Regions from separate parts of the Homo sapiens genome. Here all the other regions are linked to region 5. Evidence: chromatin loops called from intact Hi-C (ENCODE). Cell type or tissue: PC-9. All regions are shown on one strand.

What was found. Hi-C counts contacts between places; a loop is a spot of excess contacts. Peaks named below come from ENCODE experiments on the same cell type or tissue, not always from the same donor. Only the 100,000 strongest peaks of a DNase experiment are listed, where the experiment ranks them.
Region 1: a loop joins it to region 5, with 13 times the contacts of the local background. A loop is called at or near these places in 3 of 110 quality-filtered maps.
Region 2: it touches region 5 in a loop (17-fold over the local background); 2 of 110 quality-filtered maps call a loop at or near these places.
Region 3: a loop joins it to region 5, with 11 times the contacts of the local background. A loop is called at or near these places in 3 of 110 quality-filtered maps.
Region 4: it touches region 5 in a loop (7-fold over the local background); 2 of 110 quality-filtered maps call a loop at or near these places.

Annotation. Positions count from the first base shown.
Region 1 is chr2:225,887,524-225,892,523 of GRCh38, forward strand. It overlaps LOC105373914 (a long non-coding RNA gene), which reads right to left and starts at 4,068. Exons shown (of 7, transcript XR_007088110.1): 1 at 3,988-4,068. It overlaps LOC107985992 (a long non-coding RNA gene), which reads left to right. Exons shown (of 3, transcript XR_001739907.2): 3 at 1-1,195. In PC-9, a CTCF peak has its summit at 2,063; a DNase peak (open chromatin) is centred at 2,078; H3K27ac peaks cover 1,245 bases.
Region 2 is chr2:226,134,836-226,139,835 of GRCh38, forward strand. No RefSeq gene overlaps it. Among named protein-coding and RNA genes, the nearest start is that of MIR5702, 520 kb to the right of the region's middle. In PC-9, no CTCF peak of the experiment used is centred here; DNase peaks (open chromatin) are centred at 2,466 and 2,746; H3K27ac peaks cover 1,426 bases.
Region 3 is chr2:226,670,679-226,675,678 of GRCh38, forward strand. No RefSeq gene overlaps it. Among named protein-coding and RNA genes, the nearest start is that of MIR5702, 14 kb to the left of the region's middle. In PC-9, no CTCF peak of the experiment used is centred here; a DNase peak (open chromatin) is centred at 2,793; H3K27ac peaks cover 2,402 bases.
Region 4 is chr2:226,333,037-226,338,036 of GRCh38, forward strand. No RefSeq gene overlaps it. Among named protein-coding and RNA genes, the nearest start is that of MIR5702, 320 kb to the right of the region's middle. In PC-9, no CTCF peak of the experiment used is centred here; no DNase peak of the experiment used is centred here.
Region 5 is chr2:226,475,264-226,480,263 of GRCh38, forward strand. No RefSeq gene overlaps it. Among named protein-coding and RNA genes, the nearest start is that of MIR5702, 180 kb to the right of the region's middle. RefSeq lists an enhancer at 2,662-3,212 and a silencer at 2,850-3,144. In PC-9, no CTCF peak of the experiment used is centred here; DNase peaks (open chromatin) are centred at 548 and 3,108; H3K27ac peaks cover 931 bases.

The DNA of each region.
Region 1 (5,000 bases), 590 kb before region 5:
TTATTGCAGCACTAGGGACAACAGCCAACATATGGAATCAACCTAAGTGCCCATCGGTGGATGACTGGATAGACAAAATGTGGTATATGTACACAGTGGAATATTGTTCAGCCATAAAAAAATGAAATCCAGTCACTTGCAACAACATGGATGGAACTGGAGGTCATTACATTAAGTGAAATAAAACAAGCACAGAAAAACAAATATTTCATGTTCTTATTCATATGTGGGAACTTAAAAAAAAGTGGATCTCATGAAGATAGCAAGTAGATTGGTGGTCACCAGAGGCTGGGAAGGGTAGAAGGGAGGAAAAATGAAGAGTAGTTGATTAATGGGTGCTAATATACAGTTAAATAGAAAAAATAAGACCTAACATTTGATAGATGAGTAGCATGATTCTATTGTTTATTTCAAAATAGCAAGAAAAGAATAATTTGAATGTTTTTAGCATAAAGAAAAGACAAATATTTAAGGTGATGTATACCCAATCACACTGTATGGCAGTTAATATTAGGTGTCAACTTGATTGGATTGAAGGATGCCTAAATAGCCGTATTGGGTCTGACTATGTCTGTGAGGGTGTTGCCACAGGAGATTAACATTTGAGTTACTGGACTGGGAGAGGAAGACTCACCCTCAATGTGGGTGGGCACCACCCAATCAGCTGCCAGTGCAGCTAGAACAAAGCTGGCAGAAGGTGGGAGAAGAGGGCTTGCTGAGTCTTCTGGCTTTCATCTTTCTCCCATGCTGGATGCTTCCATCCCTTATTCCTGCCCTTGGACATCAGACTCCAGGTTCTTTGGCCTTTGGACTCTTGGACTTACACCAGTGATTTGCCGGGGGGCTCTTGGGCCTTGAAGCTGCACTGTTTGATTCCCTATTTCTGAGGCTTTTGGACTCGGACTGAGCCATTACTGGCTTCTTTCCTCCTCAGCTTGCAGATGGCCTATTGTGGGACTTCACCTTGGGATTTTTTGAGTCAATTCTTCATAATAAGCTCCCCTTCATATATGCATATATCCTATTAGTTCTGTCCCTTTGGAGAACCCTAATATACACTGATTTGATCTTTATAAATTATATGAAAGTATGATATTACCCCATATACCCCAGAATTATGTACATCTATTATGTCAATAAAAAATTAATTAAAAATTTTCAAACTCTTCTTGCAATAAAAATAATCAACTGTCAATTTTCTCTATGTCTTATTTGATGTATGCCCCCTATAGTTATGTGACCTTGGACAGATCCCATAATCACCTTAGACTATATCACAATTATATCACAAATAATATATTATTTATTTGTGAAATATCACATTTGATCACTAGATGATGTCTAAAGCCACTCTGTCAATGAACATCTACAGTTCCATGAGTTTATATTCTGCTTTCCTTCATAGCAATTCCTGTAATTTGTAATAATCCATCCTGTTATTGTTGCTTTTTGAAGTCTCTCTCTCTTCATACTAGATTATAAACTCCATGAGGGCAGAGACCATCTCTGCCTTTTTTACCACTATTAGCTCAGTATCCAGTAGAATGTCTTAGATGTAATTAGGCAAATAAAGTTTTTATTTGTTTGTTTGGCTTTTATTACAAATGTTACATATGCCTTTGGTTTTAATGAAACATCATCTAGATTAATAGCTTTAAACAGGCATGACCTTGCTTTTGTCCAAGCTCAAATGTCTGTGTGCATGTCTAGACATAACACATAATATGTATTCTATATGTATACATTTTCCTTGAATTGGAAATATGCTTTGGTGTTGATAGTTTAAAATCTATGCAAATCATTCTATCAAATCATTGTAAATTAAAAAAAACTACTAAGCTCATATGTCTGGCATGCTAAAACATGTAAAGTTTTATGAGTTGAACAGAGGGTAGTAATTCAGTGATGGGTACATATTTTTAGATGATTTTTGTAGCTCAAAATTGATATGAAACAAAATATTACTAATGATAGTTGAATTTTTAAGCAGTTCCGCCTTTTGCCTCTAGATGTCTCACCTGGAATTCCCATTGTATAATAGAAGATCTTCTGATGCAACACCCCACTATAGGGCTTGGCTGAAATGTCATCTTGGGAACTCAAAGAGTAAACCATGTGAATTTAACTGCAATTGGGTCAAAACATTCCATCAGTATTTTTTTAACTTTCTGGAAAAATGCAAATAACAGATGGTGGGAGAATAGGCAGATTTATGAGAAAAGTGACTTTGTATTAGTCATTCTGATGAGCCACATCCCAAGGAGCCCTGCCTTTTTGGCTATGATGAACAGTTTCCAGGTGTAACCCCTGGTGTTGGGAAAGTAATATTTAAGACAATGGCCATCAGCCCATCTTAAAAGCTTTTTTTCCACTTCAAACATAATTTATATCATTTATATCCCAGTTGGTGAGGTATGGAATTCAACATATTAATATATGACTTTAGGATATGACTTATGTAAGAAAAGTAATAATTTTACCCTAAAAAAGAAAATATTCTATGAGTTCAACCAAAAACAAAGTAACAGTTTTATTTCTTGAGAGGATAGGAAACATTTTGGCAATGGGCAGAAACAGGAGTTTATTAAAATTTGTGAACATACGTAATGAGACATAATTCTCTTGTAAATATCCCTATTAGTAAAAATGTTTCCCAATACCATATGTTATATAGATTGATATATACTATATGTGCTAATACTATGATAATATTTAGTCTATAAGAGAAAAGTGAAAAACAAAAAAAAAACAGATGGCCTGAAATGGATTAGAAGTAATATTCTGTTTCAGGTGACATTCAAACTACTTCAAAGTGGTGTAGAATATATTCTATTTGGGTGTCTTTAGATATGCTGAGCTTCTACCACAAAATCTACATTTCTCTAAAGTAAGGAAGAAAGGGATACCTTTTCATCCCTGAAATAGTTCTGGCCAAAACAGACAATTAGTATTTATTTGTTGAGAAAAATGAATGAATGAATGAAAGGGGAGCAGAATCTGATTATTTTCTTGCATATTTACTAAATAAATGCTTGCTTTCTTTGTAGTTCTTAAAATTATACTAGGCTTAAGTTTCTATGTTTTTTAAATTTCGTTTGTTTTATTTCAATTTTTAATTATTTTAATTTTTGGCAAAACGTATGATTCTCAAAATATGTCGTATAACTAATCACGTTGATAGATAAAAAATAACCACAAGCAAGCAACCACACAAACAAGCAGTGTGCCCCACTTTCCATCTGCTTTTGTTTTATTTTCACGAGTTATCTTTTTTTTTAGTTGATTCTAGTCAGTTTGGGTCACTTAAGTTACATGTAACAAATACTGTATGTCACTTTTATATTTAAATATATTTTCAAAGAATCATCGCTAACTACTTAATCATCTCTGAATTTCGGAGCCTGGCATGGAAATCTCTCCCCAAACTAGTTTCATCCTCCTTATCTAGTATTTTCTTCCACACTAACAATTGAAAAAACAAGCTAAGGTCTCTCCGCCTAATTACCTACTGTGGTAAATAATTGTTCAATTCAATTATTACCTACTTACTTCATATGCTTGTTCTGGTTCACTCAGGTAGATGTGATCAAATCTATTCCTACTTAAGAAAATTGAAGGACCATTATTTGCCTAAGGTCTTAACCGTCTGCCTAGACTTTAAAGTCACTGAGGTTAGCAACTGTGACTTATTCCTAGAAACACTGTTTGGCCTTCAACAAAAGTTGGTAAAAGTAAATTGAATTCCATTTGCCAATCTACCAGTTAAAGAGAGACATATGACTGACATTATCAGTGGAAGGAGTAATGGTACAGGTCTAATAAGCTCTTAATGAGAAGTAGAATGTCAGTGATAAGAGAGAAAGAGAGGCACAGAGAGAAGTTTGTGAAAAAAGAGAGATGAGAGAGAGTTACAAGAGGAAAAGAGGAACAGAGGGACAAAGAGGAATGGAATGAGCAGCAAAAAGGATAACTGGGCTTCTCCCTTACCCCTGAATAGTATTGTGTCTGGTATCTTCTGTCTCAGCTCTCTCTCATCTTTCGTATTTTGTATAATGGCGACGTTTGGGCTTCCAGTGAACCCATCGCCCAATAGTGAACCGACTTCTTCTTAGAAGTTCACTGGGAACCAATCAGCCTTTAAAGTCTTTGGGAATCTAGCCGGGAGCCAACCAGGGATCAGCCCCTGCTCTGCAGGTCCGGAGAAGAGAGGAGGGTGAGACAACTACCTCACCCTGTGTCCCTTCCCTTGCACAATTTGATATTCTAGTAGCTTCAAAGGTCCTTTTCTCCCAAATAGTATCCACTTCTCAGAGCATAGACTGAGTGCTTGGTCCACAGGGCAGCTGGAATTCTCTAGGAGGCTACAGATCAAAATCCAGGGGCTTACACTTGCCTGTAAAGTTGGAAAGTATTTAAATTTTAAATCATTTGTGATCTTGGATGATTCACTTACATTCTCTTGGTCTCAATTTTCAAATTCTAAAGGGATTTCCAATTCTATGCTGGATTTGTTGCAGAACTCTTTTAAGTATGAGGTCCTATTATTCAATTCTGGAACTCAGAGTCGGGTATTCAATCTAATCCCCTTATCATGATGGCTCAATTAAATTTATTTCTAATGTAATAATGATTATGTAGAGAAATTTATATCACAGATAGGTATAATCTAATTTTTAAAATAAATATGTAAAGTAGTTATTAGACTCTGATTTTATATTTTTACATCCTCCTTTTCAGTTATATTAGAAAATAAAGTAAGTTTTGATTTCTTTACAAACTCAATACATATTTATTGAGAATCTACCATGAGCCAACCCCTGCTAAGTGCTTGGAATACAGCAATGAAGAAAACATTTCTTATCCTCCACATGAAGCAGACACTTGAACTGATGGAAAGGCTAATAGTTCTAGCTAAATTGTATGTTTTGTGGACACAAAGACGGAAATAACAGACACTGAGGACTCCAAAATAGAAGAAGGGAGGAGGGGGGAGAGGGTTG
Region 2 (5,000 bases), 340 kb before region 5:
ATTGTTTTGTCTTCCTACATCTAAAATAATTATGCATGTCAACGTTTATTAACTAGGCAGTGGAATAGAAAATATAAGTTTTATTTTCAGTATTTTCATTGACTTGTGTGTGAACTGGGTTAGACACTTCATCAGCAGGAAACAATAGCATTTATTATGCTCTATCCTGCAAGGAACCTGGTTTTAGGTATTCTGATAAAGTAATTTTTCTGGGGAAAAGGCATGGTTTCTGTTTATAATCTAAGAAAGCAATGTAGAGGCAGACAGAACAAGCATTGTTCAAACACATACAACCTGCTTTTAAATACACATTCTTCATATGGCTTTTATAAAATTTTCCTTTGGTAATAACTTTTAAGGAGGCAAAAAGTTGGCAAGAATAAGATTAAATCAAAATGCCCTAAATAATATGGCCAAAGTCACTTTAGAGAAATGGTTCTTAAACTTGGGGGAGGGGGATCATCAATTCCAGAAAAAAAAATCTGTGTGTATAAATATCGACATTTGGTAGAAAATATTGAGATTTTCAGATCTCCTTTTTTGAACCCCAATTTAAGAACTCCAATTACAGTTTTCCAGAAACAGTTTACAAAATGCTCAATCTTGCTAAAATAGAATAATATTTACTAAAACTGTATGACCTTTTCTCCCTTTTCCTTTTCCATTTCTTCACTTTTCTTTCTCCCTAAAAAATTTCTCTCTCTCTGTCTCTCTCTCTCTCTCTCTCTCTTCCTGCCACCTCTCTCTCTCCTCTCTCTCCTTTTGGTCTTCTGTGAGTTAGTTTCAAATACTAAACCACCTACAATTTACTATACTTAACAAGAGTTTTGTAGTAAGGAAACAGAGATGAAAAAAAAACACACACACAAGGCTTTTCATTTCTCCTCTCCCTCCTGCACGTGATGATACTGGATATGACCAACCCTAATCCATATCATATTATCTTCTCCCTGTGCCTTGCCCTAGAGACCACAGCTACCTGGAAGACTTTGCTCTGAAATATAAAAACTTCTGACTTTGGCATCTAGACATTGCTAAGTATGTGTGCACTCACTCTCCATGAGGAGTGTCTCATCTCAGTGTTTCAAGCTATGCTCCTGAATTTCTGTATTATTTAGAGTGACACTAGCTGCTGTAACTAAACACCCAACCCCCAATATTTCACTGGCTTAACCCATGAAAAGTTAATTTCTTGCCCAGAATAGATGTTCTGTTCACAATAGTTCAGAGCAAATGCTCCTGTCCTCTATGAGTGAGTCAGGACTGTTCTTTCTGGTCATTCAGGACCCAGCATGGCATGGAAAAAAAAAAAAGAGGGCAGGACTGGCCCATCTGTGGCTTAACCCCTAGGCCTGGAAGTGCCACAATCATTCCCACACATGTTATTGTAAGTGAAAACCAGTCACATGGCACCTAGAAGTGAATAGATGGGCCGGACATAGTGGTTCACTCCTGTAATCCCAGCACTTTGGGAGGCTGAGGCAGGAGGATGGCTTGAGGCCGGGAATTTGAGACCAGCCTGGGCAATATAGCAAGACCCTATCTCTACAAAACCGTTTTTGAAAATTACCTGGGCATGGTGGCACATGCCTGGAGTCCCAGCTCTTCAGGCTAGGCTAAAGGATCACTTGAGCTTAGGAGTTTGATGCTGCAGTGAGCTATGACCATGCCACTGCACTCCAGCCTGAGCAACAGAGTGAGATCCCATCTTAAAAAATAATAATAATGAAGAGGTGAAGATGGAGCTGGAAATCCTAGTCTTTGTCCTGGCAGCTGCTTCCAGCAACAATTCTACACTGTGGAAGGTCACCATGGATTTTTGGTGAACTGCCAGCCATCTTTGCTTAGCACCTTTTTGATAAGCAAGGTGTTTCTCATCCTGCTTTGCTTAGGAATCACCGTTATGCACTACCCAGGTGTATATTTGTTGTTTGTTGCTGTGAAAAATAATTTCCCAAAATTTCATGACTTAAAACAACAAATACTTTGTATCTCATGTTTTCTATGAGTCAAGAGTGTTGATGTGGCTCAACCGGATGCCCGTGGCTCACGGTCTTTCATAGACATCAACAGACACTGCAGGGAGGATCCACTTACAAGCTCACTTTCCTGGCCACTTGCAGGCCTCACTTCCTCACTGGCGGTTGGTGGTAGATACAGGTGCCTGGCCACTAAGGTCTTTCCACTGGGAAACTCACAACTTGGCAGCTGGCTTCCACTGTAATGAGCCATCAAGAGAGTGAGAAAGGAAACTCAAGGTAGAATTCACCATATTTTGTAGCCTATTCTTGTTAGTTTCATCCTGTGAAATTAAATAATTCAAACTTAAAGCTGTTGGAACTTTAAATTATTTTAAACCTTAAGAGGAATGTGGCTATGTGGCCTGAGTCACAAAGCATGAAGCTGCAAGTTCTGCTTTTCTGATTATAGATCATATCTCTTCCTCATTCTTGCCCTGTAAATGATTAGGAAAGGCTGAACGGCACCAGAGATAAGACCCATCAAAACCATTACCCCTCCCTACAGAAAGTTAAGGCAGTTTTCCTCCGAATGTAACCAATCAAATCACTATAACACATGTACTAACCTGTTTTGAAAAATGCTGCAACCTTGTTAAGCTTCTCTGTCTTCGCCTATATAAATGAAACCTTACTTTCCCCACCTTGGAATGCTGACCCATTCTTTTGGAGTCTGTGTTTCCCAGGTGGCTACTCTTAAGCTCTGCACTCAAATAAACTTTATACTTAGTCATATTTCCCAAATCTCATCTTTTAAGGTTGATGATGTCATCAATATTGCTGCATTGTTTTAATTTGGAGCGAGTCACAGGTCCAATTCATGCTCAAACAAAGATCAGTACACAAGGTTATGAGTAGCAGGGAGCAGTGATGAGGGATCATGTTCCAGGTTGCCCACTGACCACAGGTGTGGGCAGAGAAGGCTCTCTATCTGTAGTCTCTAGCATTTAAAAATATGTAAACATCTCTCAACTTGTTTTGGTAACAGGAATGTAAGAAGGTGTCTAGACATCTAATTCTTTTCTAAAATAGAACTGGGAAAAGAGCCCGCCTGGTAGAAAGTAGTGGGTGATCAGGGTGGCCAGTTCAGGAGCCTGCACAGATTGGAGGCTCTTCTGGAACATGTGGCTGAGGCTGGGTTTTCTTGTTGCTCTCCTGTATGTCACAGTCTCACATATTTATTTTCTTTAATTAAATTTATGTATTTTTGCTTCATATTACTTTTTTTTTTTTTACCTTAACTTTAACAATGAAAATTTCAAGATCCAGTAAATGGTCTAAGACAGGAGAAAATGGTAAAATATTTATATTCAACATATAGGCCCATTGAAAGCTGTGTTCTTTTCACTTAATAATTGACATATGCAAATTTTTAAATACCATAATTGCTTTACACTCTATTCATTATTTTAATTTTTTTCAATTCTTAATTTTAAAACATTGTTTTTATTCTAGTAAAAGAGAATTAGAATTTATCATTTTAACTTTTTTTTTTCCTTTTTTCTTGAGATGGAGTTTTGCTCTTGTTGCCCATGCTGGAGTGCAATGGCGCAATCTTGGCTCACTGCAACCTCTGCCTCCCGGGTTCAAATGATTCTCCTGCCTTAGCCTCCCGTATAGATGGGATTACAGGCATGTGCCACCATGCCTGGCTAATTTTGTACTTTTTTAGTAGAGACAGGGTTTCATCATGTTGGCCAGGCTGGTCTCGAACTCCTGACCTCAGGTGATCCACCCGCGTTGGCCTCCCAAAGTGCTGGGATTACAGACGTGAGCCACCGCACCCGGGTATTTTCACCATTTTTAGGCATACAATTCAGTGGCATTAAATATGTATATATTTTGTGCAACCACTACTACAAACCATTGCCAGAACTTTTTCATCTTCCCTGAGTGACACTCTGTACCCCTTACTGATTTTTATAACAGGGTTCTAATCACTTAACTGTCATTTTCTTCTCTCTCCTTAAAAATCTTTTTGACTTTGATTCTTTTTCTAATTTATATAGTCTTTGGCTTCCTATCTAAAAAGCAGCTGTTCATTCTTAAAAATAATCAAGAGATTAGAGTTTTATTCAGTTTTATTTAAGGAGATAATATGACTAGGAGTTTCGTTCCATTATATTCAAGAAGCTAAGATGGTTTAACTCCTTGGCTGCTCCTAGCACCTCAAAACCATAGCTGGGTGTATTTCAATGACACCTGCAGGTTTAACTTGCTCTAGTCCATGAGACCTTATTAAACTCCTAAGAATAATAAATAACAACAATCTACATGTTTAGCTGAGCCACTCTTTATTCATCTCTTTTGTAGCTAAGTCGCTCTTTTCATCCTGATTCTAGTGAATAGACCTTTGCTTTATTCTTCGTGACCACGTATCAGGGTTCTAGGAGCCAGGCATTTTCTTCCAGAACTTTCTACCTGTTGCTCTGGTTCCCATGACCAGCTCCAAGCGTGCTCTTCCCAGAGTTTGAGGGAGGTACAGACATGTACATGAAACTCCATTGCTTTGTCTCTACTTCTTGTCATCAGAGCCCTTTCTTATCCTCTCTACTATCTCACACCTGGATCTTTCTGGATCCTCTATCTTGTCAAATGGAGCTTTCTTATCTCTGGGTCCTGACCATTCTTTTTTGTCTATCCTGCTGAAGCCCAAACCTATGCTCTGTTACTTTCTGTCTTTCACATTCTTCTGGGACAGTAAAACCATTTTGAGTTTGGACCAAAAGATGAATACTTTTGGTCATAGCATTCAAAATGGAATGAATACTGTTCCTTCCAGAAGGAAGAGGTAAGAAGAACTCGTTTTTGATGCATGTGTCTAAATTCTAATTCTGTATGTCCAACATAGACTGTTATTTGTCCAACTAAAATCTGTTCTGCTTTTTCCAGAGTACTAGTGTATATCTGGGTGCTGAGTTGCTTAGGCACACCACATCTTCCTGCCTCTTGGTAGTGAGGTGTGGCCATGCAACTAAATTC
Region 3 (5,000 bases), 200 kb after region 5:
AGAGGAGCCTCTGAGCAGAGAATGTAGGAACATGGCAGAATAGTGTTCTCACGTTTACTTTAGCTAATTTCTTTTACTTCAAAATCAGTGACAACTAGCATCTTGGTTCATCTTGCTGTTTTTTGCCTGGATATGGCAGATAGAAAAGCCAGAGGGAAAATGCAACAGAGAGAGTGTGTGACAAATATAGAAAGACCATGTAACCAACCAGTGGCCTCCATCTCATCCCTACCTTCTCAAAACTTTGCTTTTAAAAAGGCAGTAGAGGACAGTAACAAAAGCACGGGCTTTAGTGACAGACAAATCTGGGTTTAAAGCCTAATGCTTCCATTCACCAGCTGTGCAACTTTGAGCTCATTACCTAACTTTTTCTGCATCTCTTTTCTCTCATCTGTCAAATGCAATAATATTACCTTCCTCCCTGGGTTGTTGAAAGGATTAAACGAGATAATGGATGTAAATGCATTTATATCATGTGCTAAGTAACTATTTCAGTGACTACTGCTGTGGCTATTGTGCCTGTTTTTCTCTTTGAAACAGGAACTGGAAAGATGACCTCCCTTTGTCTCTTAGCGTTGCCAAACACGCGCAGATCAGAAACCTTAAGAGAGAAAAGCTGTAAATAGCATGAGGCAGCAGCATGGCTTGTTCATATCCTTTGCCCTAATTGTGACTTGCTAATATTATCTGGCCCTCATCTAAGCTTCACTTTGGATTGGACAGAATATTAACAAGCAGGTGGGGTGGGGCAGGAAGGGGAAGCTGCACCATTGAGCTATGCCACATGAATGCACACCAAGGCAATGAGGTAGGAATGACAAAGTCCAAAAAAAGTAAAAGCAGGAGAACATTAAAAATCTTTCCTTACATGAATGCAAATTCTGAATGATTGCACAATTTATGACTTTGTTCCAGTTAACAAGTTCTCCAGGATCAATCCGGAAAAACAACTTTAAATGTGCATGCCATGGTGTCTGTTCATTTGAACATTTTTTACTACATACACAGTATGACAACTGAATGTTATATGGTTAGATTTTGAAGATGTTTTCACATGCTTACCTACACCATAACTCTCTCTTCTGGTGTATTTGAAATCCTTATATTGCCTTCTGCCTATGAACAATTGCAATTTGTGTCAAACCCAGCCATTAATTTTTCTCAATAAATTTCACAGTTCTACTAGTGAAACTAATGAGATGCACCCACCATTACATGGTTTATTTTAATGTTCCTTGATTGCAAGGATTCTCTGCATCCTAAAAGATGAGTCAAATGTTCTCTCTCCCAGTTCCACTTATTCATCAATGCTTTAAACAAATCAGCTGCCACCTGATTCTAAAAGACAGGGTTGACATGTGTATGATACTCACCCGATCATTTTTCTTGGTTATAGACCCCTGAACACAAATATCCCCCATGTCAGGGGATTTGAAGACATCACAAGTAACAGAGAAGGGCCAGAGTTCTAGAGGAAATATGATTGAAAGTTCTCTTGACCTAATAGTCCCTGGTTGACATGTTCTAATCCTCCTCCAAGTGTCACCTTAGCTAAACTATAATATTTATAGGACAGAATATAAAACAATTGCATCTTCACTAAAGCAGAGAGGGATTTTGACAATCAAAAATGCAATTGAGCCGGGTGTGGTGGCTCATGCCTGTAATCCCAGCACTTTAGGAGGCCGAGGTGGGAGGATTGCTTGAGCCCAGGAGTTTGAGACCAGCCTGGGCAACATAGTGAGACCCTGTCTCTATTTTTTAAAAGTTTAAAAATTAGCTAGACATGGTGGCACCAACCTGTGGTCTCAGCTACTCAAGAGGTTGAGGTGGGAGGATCCCTTGAACCCAGAAGGTCAAGGCTATAATGAGATTTGGTTGCACCATTGCACTCCAGCCTTGGTGATAGAGGGAGACCCTGTCTCGAAAAAGATGCAAGTCTACAACGGAACAGAGGATTAAAATGATATTTAACCTGTGAATTCAAAACTTCTACTTCCCATTTTAATTTGTAAGGGCTTAGGAGGAGGAGGAAAAGTAAACAATTTATAGAAAATAATCAAGGCTATTTTATAACTTATCAATATCCTTGCATGAGAGTCAATAAATAAACAAAGGTGTTTTGGGGCCAAATCAACTGGGTTTGTGAGTCAGTAGCTTATTGATTTCATCTGCCATTTTGTCAGGTGTTAACCCAATGTCATCATCACACAAATGACTGATGAATGCATTCAGTTATACTCAAGAGCCTTGGTGGAATAACTAATTTTACTCACTAAACAATGCCTAAATTAACTCAAATATGGAAGAAAAACTTTAGAGGTCAGAAAACTATTGCATATGTATATTTTCTGACTCCTGATATTTGCATATATATTTATTTCTTCCATCTCTCCCTCTTCTCCTATTTCTTCTTCCCTTTTCATTTTTTTTCTCCCTTTTTTCTTATTTATGGTGAGACATCAGTAGTCTCACAGGTGTTACTAAAAACCAAAGAGTTGATTCACTCGGAGCTCATATTATTTAGGATTACTGATACCTGTTCTATACTCTCAGAGCATTTCCTGGGAATTACTTAAGATTCACTAGGTTCACCATCGTGTGGAATTCATTCACTTGAATTTCCTTTGAGTCAAATGCAGAAATTGACTCCAGTTGTCGACCCAGGGTGTTCATACCTCAAAACCAACAGGAAGCCTAGTAATGATGAAGAGAGAGTAGATAAGGAAGGGGATTAGATGCCAAGAAATAAAGCCCTTTTTGTGGTAAGATAAATCTAGCAACCACAAACTGATAAGGAAGGCCCTGAGGCGGCCTTCCCAAGGAGATGCCAATAAGGAAAGCTGATCGTGAATTCAGAGGAAGCAGCTGCCTGCCAGGGAAGGGTGGAGGCCAAGTGGAATGGCAGAGAGATGGTGGCAGCAGCAAAGCCCTGAGTCAGAACTCCAGCATCGAGCCTTGCATGTGATATTACAAGCTACATGGCTCCATGCCAATCATTTCATCTCCCTGAGTCTTAGTTAACCTCCTCTGTACAATGTAGATCATAAGTTTACTCTAGAGAACTGTCCTAAGACTCAAATGAAATCAGGTAGTAGGGTAGTAGCAGTCCCTTGCAAAGTGGAAAGTGATTTATAAATGTCAATGTTAGCCCTTATTATTTGCTGGACTCGTGGCCCAACCTCATGATCTTTGTCTGGAAATACAGGACAAGTTTCTGCATCAGTCTGGTGCAATTTGGAGGGTTTCAAGGAAATTTTCAAAAAAAGAGTCTTTAACCTTGATTAATGGGAAAAAATAATCCCATCTCCAGACTACTTGGATTGAGTGCTGACTCTCAGACATGTTTCAAAGTATGAAGAGTTCATTTTTTGGTATTCCTAGCTGTCTTTCCTTATATCCTATTCCATCCAGTCCTCCTCTGGGAAATACTTTTCTTTTCCCTCCTTCATTGCTCTATTTATTCTCCAGTACTCAAAACCCTATCCCAGAAAAAAAACACTAATAAACTCATTGTATTCGTTACATTTGATTTTTTAATTCAATTGTTTTAAATAATGCAGAAAGTATGACTCACTTATCTGGAAGTCTTGACAAGGGCTGGACAATCCAGAGGCTGGACAATGTCACTAAACACTCAGGTCCGTTCTGTCTCTGCTCTGCTAAACACAATGTCAGCTCCATTCCAAGGTTGTTTTCCATGTGGTTATAGGGTTATTATGTATATCAGTTAGGAGCCTATGCTTCATTGTTCATGTCCAAGGAGCAACAAGGGACTGGGGAGAGAGGGGAGAGGAACAAGAAGGTGCTTTTCCCCAGACATTGAATCAAAGCTGTCTCTTCTGTCTGACTAGATCAACATATGTCACTTACCCCTGAGCCATCATACATAGAATATCACACTCTGTCTGAGTTTTCGAACCAGTTACTGATAAAGGGAAGAAGGTTACCATGTTTGGCCAAGACTAATCAGGGTCCCTTTCTCCCTGGAGCTGGGTCAGTCTCCAATCCCCATAGCTGCTACACGCAGTGGGGACAGTAGAGTGAAGATTGTGGACTCAACCCCAATACCCAGCACATATCAAAGGAAAACATTATTGATGAGATTTCTTGTGTCACTTCTCCCAGATTTCTCTGCATTCCATCAAAGATAGAAAGAAGATGAAGGAATGAATCATTGAAGTGTTATATTTCAGTGATCTGATTTCAAAAAGCTTCCTTTAACAACCCTAATACCATATCCTAGAGATGATTGTTGGGATTTGGGAGGCAAGAAAACTTCTCAAAGTCAGTGTGAGAAAAAACATTCTCACTTATAAGTGGGAGCTAAATGATGAGAACACATGAACACATAGAGGGGAACAACATACACTGGGACTTAACGGAGGATGGAAGGTGTGGGGAGGGAGAGGATCAGGAAAAATAACTAATGGGCACTAGGGCTTCATGCCTGGGTGATGAAATAATCTGTACAAGAAATCCCTATGAAACAAGTTTACCTGTATGACAAACCTGCACAAGTACCCCTGAACTTAAAAGTTAAAATAAAATTACGTAATAAATCCAATAACCTAATTTAAAAAAAATCAGCCTGGTGCAGTGGCTCATGCCTGTAATCCCAGCACTTTGGGAGGCTGAGGCGGGCGGATCACAAGTTCAGGAGATCGAGACAATCCTGGCTAACACGGTGAAACCCCATCTCTACTAAAAATACAAAAACAAACAAACAAACAACAACAACAAAATTGTAGAGCATAGGCCAGTCCAGGAGGCATTTTACCTTAAGAATTGTTTTCAGGTGTGCACAACCCAAAGGAGAGAGGATAGCTTGGGTTGGGGTAGGAGGACATAGAAATGAGACCAAATCTAATAAATTGCAAAATGAAGACAAGATGAAGGTATTAATGTTGACCAAATATAGAGGTTGGGGGTCAGTCAGTGAGGTCAGAAAGTTTGAAATTAAATCTGAAAAAGCTGGGTGTGGGGTCTTTTGGGGAAAG
Region 4 (5,000 bases), 140 kb before region 5:
AGAGATGCCGTAAGAATGGGAGATTAAAGCATTTAATCAAAGGGAAAGGAGTTAAGTAAGAATGTGTAGAGGATTTAGGACTTCAGTTGATTCTGAGAGGAGATTTAAAATCAATCAAAATCAATGAGTCAGGTGTTTCCAATAAAACAATGATCTGCAATTCAGAATTTTGTTGTGCTGATGGTTACTGCAATAAAATGTTTCACCCCCTTGCAAGGCTCATAGTCTAAAGGTATAAGATTTGGATAGTAGAACAAATCCATTATGTGATTCACACTCCTACCTATAGCAACCAAATGTGACATGAAGAATAACAAAAAGAAAAAAATCCCGTACTTGGGAGACATTAAACGTACATGTTTTATTAGTCCGTTTCTACACTGCTATAAAGAACTACCCAAGACTGGGTAATTTATAAAGTAAAAATGTTTAATTGACTCACAGTTCTGCAGACATAACAGGAAGCATGACTGGAAGCCTTCAGGAAACTTGCAATCATGGCGAAAGGCAAAGGGGAAGCCAGCACTTCTTACCATGGCAGACCACTAGAGAAAGAGAGAGGAAACTGGGAAGTGCCACACACTAAAAAAAACAGCTCATGAGAACTCACTCACTATCATGAGAACAGCAAGGGGGAAGTTTGCCACTTGACCCAATCACCTACCACCAGGCCCCACCCCTGACACATGGTGATTACAATTCCGGATGAGATTTGAGTGGAGCCAAATCTCATTCCAGATGATAGCCAAACCATATCCCTTTTATTATTTCTAAAGAATGGAGAGGACTGGGTGTGGTAGCTCACACCTGTAATCCCAGCACTTTAGGAGGCCAAGGTGAGTGGATCACCTCAGGTCAGGAGTTCAAGATTAGCCTGGCCAACATGGTGAAACCCAATCTCTACTAAGAATACAAAAAAAAAAAAAAAAAAACAGTAGCCGAGCGTGTTGGCAGGTGCCTGTAATCCCAGCTACTCCGGAGGCTGAGGCAGGAGAATCGCTTGAACCCGGGAGGCGGAGGTTGCAGTGAGCTGAGATCACATTACTGCACTCCAGCCTGGGCAACAGAATAAGACTCCATCTCAAAAAAAGAAAGAATAAAAATACTCATTCTCTATAATCACATAAAATATGTCTCCTCTTTCCAAAACTATGGCATTGCCCTTCCAAAGTGGAAATCAAACTAGGGAACAGAGACTTACAGAAGCTGAAAACTGGTAACTTTAGGGTAGTAATTCTACTAAAATTTTTTAATCTAACTGTCATTTTAATTATAAAATAATAAAAATAATTAGACTACACAGAAAAAGATAAACTCCAATTTAAAATACAACTGTAATGTGGGAGAAAGCAATTTTTCTCAAAGAATATTATTCTAGGCCCTTACTGAATAGTGTGGATAGCATTTAAATTCCTTTATCACAGCTTAAACTGGTGCTGCTTTATAGAAGTGTTCATATCTGTAATGAGGCTCGAACCCCAAACACGAACACATTCAAGCACAAGATAAAGGCAATTGCTGAATATTAATGAATTTATTGTAGGAAGAGCTACTGAGTTTTCACACACTGTCTTATTCAAAGCTGACTCTATTTCAGCAGAACTCTGCCACCATCTGTCATGATACCAAATATGACTGATCATGAAATAAATAAATGACTGAAAAAATGTGTTCAATTATTTCCTTTGGAGCTTACCATACAGCAAGGGTCAATCCAGGCCAACGTTAGTTTGCCACTTTTTCTAGCTTTCTAAGGCTCTCACCACCACTACACTCCTAATAATTATATATTTCCTAATATCGCTAGACCTAATTTTGTGTTTATGCAAAACAGAAATGCAGATCCTGCAGAAGTGTCTCACATTATATAAATTGTAGATACATTAGAACTGATTATTAAGTCCTGGTTTCTTTTCCCTCCCCGACCACAAACACACACACACACACACACACGCATCCTAATTACTGACTACATTTGGGCATGCTAAATAAAATAAACAAATGAGTCAAAAAAATTTAAGCTCCTTATGCTTATAGAAGGGACCTAGGAGTAAAGAGTCAAGAAAGGACAAGCCTGGATCATGGGAATATCGTGCCTGGAGACCTCACATGAGGTCAGTACTTTTGCTGGATTACTTTTAGCTGTCATGCCACGAGCCTTGTCTTATGACATTCCTATTTTTTTGCCACTCAGATGTTGTTGAGAATATTTTTCATGATAGGCACAAAGGTCTCTCTGTGAGCAACCACTGGAGAATGTTTTTTTTTTTTTTTTCATTTCTAGCTCCAACAATAGATGTATTTCTCATAAGTTATTAGCTTTGCTTTTCATCCTACAGGCGATGTAAGTTGTGAAATTCATCACGTTTCCTTTTTTTATATTTACTGCTATGAAACCCAACCCCAGACAAGTCCATGATCCATCTCTTCTGAAAACAGTCTCCCAGATGCCTAGAGCACAGCAATCGAGGGGCCGTTCTCAGGATGCCTCGCTAGCCTCAGATTCTGACCTCACAGCCCAGCAGGTGTGCAGCATGATTGCTAACTGAACTCTCAGTTCACCTTATTTTTTTCTCAGTTCATGATTTCCTCACTTCCATGTATTATTATTTTGTAGGCAGTTTTAATATATCTATCTTCAATCTGAGGAGTGTAAGTAGATTGTTTAAAGCTATAGAAAACCCAATGCTCATCAAAATTTCCCAGTCAAATTTATCTGCTGTATTATTAGGACTTTCAGAGAGATCATGAGCCTACACTGGTATCTGTATCATGTTCACAGATTTGTGCATTTATAAAATTGTTTAGCTAACAAAAAAGTGAGACTGCATATTGCAATGTTTAACCAAGCAGGTTTTAGAGCCAGTTTAATGGAGTTCAACTTCCAGCTCTGTCATTTAACAGCTATGAGACCAAAGGAAAATTACTTAACCTCTCTTGGTTTCCTCATCACATAAAATAAGAATAAAAGTAGTAACTACTTCATAAGGTTATTATGAAGAGCAAATGAATTAGGTGAAAAGATTTAGCATAGTGCCTGGAGGCTGGTAAATAATATAAAAGCATTTATGTCATTGGTGTATCAATCTAAATTCTTCTTTGTGTTGTATCTGGTACATTTAAAACATCTTCTTAACATTCTTACCTATTATGTAAGTATTAAGCATCATTGTGAATAGTTAAAAAATGAAAGTAATCTGCACAGAAAATGAAATAATCCCCCAAATAAAAAAGCGACCTACATAATGGGAGAAAAATATTTGCAAACCGTGTATCTGATAAAAGGTTATTATCCAAAATATACAAGGAACTCAACAGGAAGAAAACAACCAAATTTTTTAAATGAGCAAAGAATCTGAATAGACATTTTTCCAAAGAAGACACACAAACGGCCAACAGGCATACAAAGAGGTGCTCATCATCATGAATCATCAGAGAAATGAAAACCAAAACCACAATAAGATATCACCTCACACCTGTTAGGATGGTTATTATTAAAAGAAAAAGAGATAACGAGTGTTGGTGAGAGTATGGAGAAAAGGGAACCTTGTACACTGTTGGTGAAATTGTAACTTGGTATAGCCATTATGGAAAACAGTATGGAGGTTTCTCAAAAAATTAAAAATAGAACTACTCCAGCAATCCCACTTCTGGGTATATATCTAAAGGAAATAAAATCAGCATTTTTGAAGTTAAGTTATAAGATGTTATCTTTTATATAAATATTACCATATAAGTTTATAGTATATTTATAGTTTATAATTTTATAATATATTATATATTAAAATATCTTTTATATAAATATTTTAAAGATAAAAAGATATTTTATCATGTAAAATCAGCATCTATACCACCATGTTCATTGCAGCATTATTCACAGTAACCAAGATGTGTAAACTACCTAAGAGCCGATCAATAGATAAAGAAATTGTAATATACCAAGAGATGAATTTTTTCTTTTCACCTCTTGGCATAATGCTATTTAAAAGGCTTGTATTTTCTCTTTATACAATTTTCACCTTTACTTTCAAAGTGTTTTGTTGTATTTGGCTATTGCAGAGAACGCATTGTCCTATCATTTGTAAACTTGGTCTGCTTTCTACGTTCATGGTATGGAAATGATGTGATTCTTTGTACAGTTTATGCTGATGTTCCTTGTAATGCAGTAGAGGCTATTTTGCCTTCCCTCTTCTTTCTCATCATTTTGTAAACTCCATAATTATGAAGTGATTGCTTGAGAAAATAACATATAAACATAGAATAGAGTAGACTGACCAAGATGGTTTACAATTTCTTTTTTTAACTGGGTTATTCTGTATTTCTGAACCACTTGGCAGAGAAATTCGCAATACTTAATGTTCATATTTTGAGTAAAGGAAGCTAAAACCATCTTTTCTTTTTGGTACTACATGCATTAGCAAAAGGTTAGGTAAGTTTGTGAAGTCATATTTAACATCTCAAAAAATAATCTTGCGTGTTCCATAGTTTTGTATTAAATCGGTCATGTCATAGGCACTACGTCAAGTACAAATAGGTTGTTTACTTGTTTACAGTCGTATAGTAACAAATTCTCCCTCACAGCTTCAGATTGGTATCTATAGACTTATAGTTCAAATACAATACCTGAATATCCCAAGTAGTTCTTCCTAAACCCAGTTGAGCATAGAAGAGATGTAACAGGGAGGTGCAGTGTGTGGAAGCTGCAAACAAGTAGGCCAAAATGAAAGGAATCTACACAGAAAATGAAATAACCAACACAAAAAAGAAACCTGCAGAATGGGAGAAAATATTTTCAAACCATGTATCTGATAAAGGGTTATTATCCAAAATATACAAGGAACTCAACATCAAGAAAACAAATAAACCAATTTTTTAATTGGGCAAAGACCCTGATTAGATAGAGTTTGAATCTTGCACTGGTAATATACCAGAGCCCTATTAGTTTAGTGATTAGGTATGAGGATAGGAAACACTTTCTGTAATCATATGAAAAAGCTGAA
Region 5 (5,000 bases):
AAGACTTTTGAAACCATGTGATGGGTTCATTTGGATCCTACTGATCCAGACACATTCCTCCCTTCCACTCTCTTGCCCTATTCTGCTGCATGTTTGTTTTCAAATATACCAAATTCCTGCAGTTCTCAGAATTATTGTGTTTGGTGGATCCAAAATAAGGTTTCAACCCTATGATGGCATCCAAACTTCTGTAGACTATGGTATAGAGACCACTCATAGATAACACATTTTTTCACTTTACATCCTTCTTAGAGGAATGGCTCTTAGGTGTACATTCTCTATAGCACCTGGCACAGAGCTTTGCTCACAAAAGATACTCAATAAATAAATAAAATGTGTGTGGATTAGGTTACTTGGCAGCAAATACTCTGTTGCAGGACCAAATCGCTGTCAACAAGGGCATGCTCAAAACAGCTCTTCTACTAGAACCAAAGCAAAACTCCAGAGACACGAGAGACAATTGACATATAAAATTTACAAATGTCTTCTATGGTTGAGATCAGAAATTCTTTCAAGGAAAACTAAAGCACAACCTCAGCAGTGACTCATACTCAAGGTATTTAAGGAAGTAGCAAGAAGTACATTGGGCTGTCTTTTCAACTCCAATTTATCACATCTCAGAATCTCCCCTTTACGAAAGATTTATTCTTGAACAATTCCATACTAAATCTTTCCTCTTCTCCTGTTGAATCTTTATGCAAGTAGAGTCAAAGACAAAGAATTCCTTTTTCCACCTATTCATAGAATATCCTTTCTAATCCCAAGGCCCCTTACTTAATGCCATTTTTCTATCCATTCAGGATCCCTATGAACAAACTCCTATGATTCCAGTTTGTGTGTAAGTACACATAGTTAATTATGATGGACTATACATTCCTGAAGCTAACTGTGGCCACTTTAAGAAGAACCTCCTTCCAAAAACAAACAAACAAACAAAAAAAACAAAAAAAAAAAAAAGAAGAAGAACCTCCTTCTTAAAAGGCCCTTGGAAAGTAAGTATAGTGATTTAAATAACTAGCTGGGTGTGGTGGTTCACACCTGTAATCCCAGCATTTTGGGAGGCTGAAGTGGGAGAATTGCTAGAGCCTAGGAGTTCAAGACCAGCCTGGGCAACATAGGGAGACCCCATCTCTACAATAAATGAAAAATTAGCCAGGTGCGGTGGCACGTGGCTGTGTTCCCCGCTACTCAGGCAGCTGAAGTGGAAGGATCACTAGAGCCCAGGAGTTTGAGACCAACCTGGGCAACATAGGGAGACACCATCTCTACGAAAAATAAATTAACCAGGTGTGGTGGCATGCACCTGTGCTCCCAGCTACTTGGAAGGCTAAGGTGGGAGGACGGCTTAAGCCTAGGAATTTGAGGCTGCAGTGAGCTGTGATTGCACCACTGCACTCCAGCCTGGGAAACAGAGCAAGACCCTGTCTCAATAAATAAATAAAATAATTAACTAAAAATTTCAGAAAAAATAAATAATCCATTTGCTCCCAAAAGATCTCCAAGAGAATACTACCATGACCATACAGGCAGGATAATTTATCCTTGATCATGAGTAATACATTTGTCTTTGCATTTTTGTATTGGTAGATAAACAGCTCATATTATGAAAAATCATTATGAAACAGCTCTTAAAGACATAAGGAAGAGGAACATGGATAAAAAAACAGGTAGTAGAAGTTGGTGGGAGAAAAGGGATAACAGATCACCCTTAAACAAGCCAGAAACTTAATTATCACCTTTAGTTAAATCCAAACACCCAGTCTCCTGTTTCAAGGAGACCAACTCACAGAATATTTTTCATGACTAACCTTATGTTTGCAACTGAAGATTAAAAACTAAATATTATTTGACAAGTTTTTATATGACGACATAAAGAGTGGCTAGTGCCCGCTGTTGACTCAGACATTTCTGCCAACCTCTTTTGCCTGCCAAAATATAGCTTCAATAAGCACACATAAATTTTATTTTTAATAAATAACCACAAAATAGTTTCATAAACATACTAAACTGTGGATAATTGTAGCTCACAATGAGTATGTGTTACAGTTTCGGTAAATAGAAGTTACACAGTCTGAAGCTGGCACACGCTAACCCCATCGTATGGATTGATGTCAAACCAGCTCACGCTGGAACACCCTGGTGATTTTCTTGGTAAGCGGCCTATGTGCTAACTACTTGGGCTCCTGCCTTCTTCCAGCAGTCCTCCTGTTAGTCTACGCAGACATTAGGTTTCAGAGTCCTGAGAATTTAAAAGGATAGCTGAGGTCTCTGCTTGGTGTCCCAAAGGGTCTTTGCGGTAAGAAAAGTTCCTTATGCCCTGACCAACATGTAGACACCTATAATACTTTAAAATGAATAAATAAAGGGCATTTGGGGAAATAAATACTGATGTGATGAGAAGGAACCAGTGAGAATAAACTGTTCTTTCTAACTAACTTTTCTTGGAATTTACATGTTCCTTTTACTCAAAAGATCCTTTTGGAAGAGTGTATTGCCTTTTCCTCTGTTGGCAGACATTTCTTTCTCTTTTTTTATTTTTTTATTCCTTGAAAAAAGCAGCTTATTGAAAGCTTAATGAGTTTTTCTTTTCTGTGTTAGAAATCAGGTTTATTTTTAAGCTTCTTTGACCACACATGTGCTTTGATGAACTTCCCTCCCATTCGTGGAAAAGAGCTCTAGGTTCCTAACACTTCCAGCTCCAATTCTCCACATTCTCCTTCACTTCACATCGACCCCTGGGAAACTTAGAGTGAGAAAAAGTCAAAGGGGGAATTTTTTTTTTTTTTTTGTAATGTACTGAGCTTCCTTTTGAAGACGAGGAAAGAGAGTTTTATCTTCAGTAAAAACAGGCCCTTTTGTGGAAAGGAGACGTGATGACTGATCAAACAGCATTCAGCATTCCAGGGATGCCAAGATATCGCTGGGTTAAATGGTGGAGATGACCCAAAGACCCTGCGCTGTTTGAAAATAAATAAAATTACTCCGGCAACATATTCCGCATTCCTGTTTGTACTCGGCAATCTACATGCTTTAGATTCTGCCTGTGGTTACCTTCACTCAGGTCTTAGCTCACAGTTGAATTTATTCAGTCAGAATTTACTGCAAACTTCCTTATGGGATGCATGAAACTGGGCCCTAGGATGGATGGGGCAGTGTGCATGGTAAGGAGGCAGGATAGAGCAAGAGGGTGGCCCTGACACCAGGAAGTGCTCAGCCTGAGGCCTTGGAATATTGCAGAGCCATGGATTAAGGGCCTCATGGGCACAGGGAGAGAGTGACTCACTCTGCTGGAGGTTGACCTCCATCAGGAGGAATGCCTCGTGGTGTTTTGTGACCTATGAAACATTGGCAGCCTGCAGTGCTGCCGCACAATTCTGTTATGTTTTTCAGCACTGCCAAGGGTAGATTTCTCATCTTAACCTCAGTCCTCCTCCAGTCTGCATCCTTTATAATCCTACACAACCCCCAGCAATGGTTCTCTAAGCACACCCTCCCTGACTCCAGTTAACCATTTTTTCTATCCTCACCCCAAATTAAATTCAACTCTCTTTGTGTATTTCTTGTTAAACAGCTATGTGTAGAAAGCTATGCAGGACACAGAGGTGCAAGATCTTGTGCATCAAAAAGCTTATCACCCAGTAGGAGAGTTAAACACGTAAAAATTTAAGTGGAAAAAAAATGTAATAGAACTGCAAGTGCTGTGAGCACTTAGACAAGGTAGTGACACACTTTGGTTCAGCGAGATTGTGAAGTTTTCACAAAGGTTCTGGCACATAAACTGAACCAAGATGCATGGACACGTTTCCTAGAGCTCCAAGGAACAGCATGAGCAAAAGACTAAAGTTATGTGGGTAGGCAGCCAAGGGTGTTTGAATTTGAGTGTGGCCAGGGCATAGGATAGTCAGAGAAACAGAAAAAGAGCTGAAAGGGTTGGTTCGGGCCAGATCAAATCCAAATCAAGGTAAGTAAAAGTTACTCTGTGAGTAATGGGGAAGAGTTGAAGTTTTCCTAGGAAAAAAATAACTTCCATTGCCCTGTGGTTAAGAATGCTAACCCTGGTCCTGGCTAACACGGTGAAACCCCGTCTCTACTAAAATTACAAAAAATTAGCCAGGCGTGGTGGCGGGTGCCTGTAGTCCCAGCTACCCGGGAGGCTGAGGCAGGAGGATGGCGTGAACCCGCGAGGCGGAGCTTGCAGTGAGCCGAGATCGTGCCTCTGCACTCCAGCCTGGGCAACAGAGCCAGACTCCGTCTCAAAAAAAAAAAAAAAAAAAAAAAAAAAAAAAAAAAAAAAAAAAAAAAAAGAATGCTAACGCTGGAAGCAGTGAGAAGGATTGATTAGACAGGATCAAGGCAGGAGCTGGAATGGACCCATGTAAAGGACCCAATAAGAGTGAGCATAGAAGACTTTTAGATAAGAAGCCCTGTAGAGGCTGAAATAAACGTTTTCCTAACATGGACAAGCAAGGCTCCACCGTCCTTCCACTTTTCCTTTTTTAGCAATCAAGCAAGCAACCAAAGACATCAGATGTTAATAAAATGAAATGGCTATAGACAGCACTGTACAGAACCAATAGAACCTTCCACAGTAATGGATACTAGGCACTTGATGTGGAATCACTCTGACTAAAGAACTGAATTTTTCATTTTGTTTAATTTTAATTACTTTTAGTTGGCATAGCCCTATGTGGCTAATCCTACTTTATGGGACCGTGTAGCTCTAAAGAATAAAATTATATTGACTGAACCAGAGATTCAAAGCATTTTGGAAAAATTTACATTATTCTTCTACCGGCCATCAGACTTCAGTGGTGTTGCTGGATTTAGAAGATGGTGTCTACCTATCAAAAGCCCCATGTTTACATATAAGAAGATGCAGTGCCTGTATTTAGCTCAGGCATGAAAAAACTTCAAAACATTTTCACTTTCAAAAGGGATCCCTTTGAGTTGTCCAGAAGGGCCATCTTATCTCCCTTCTACTCAGGATAGCCTATCAGTGG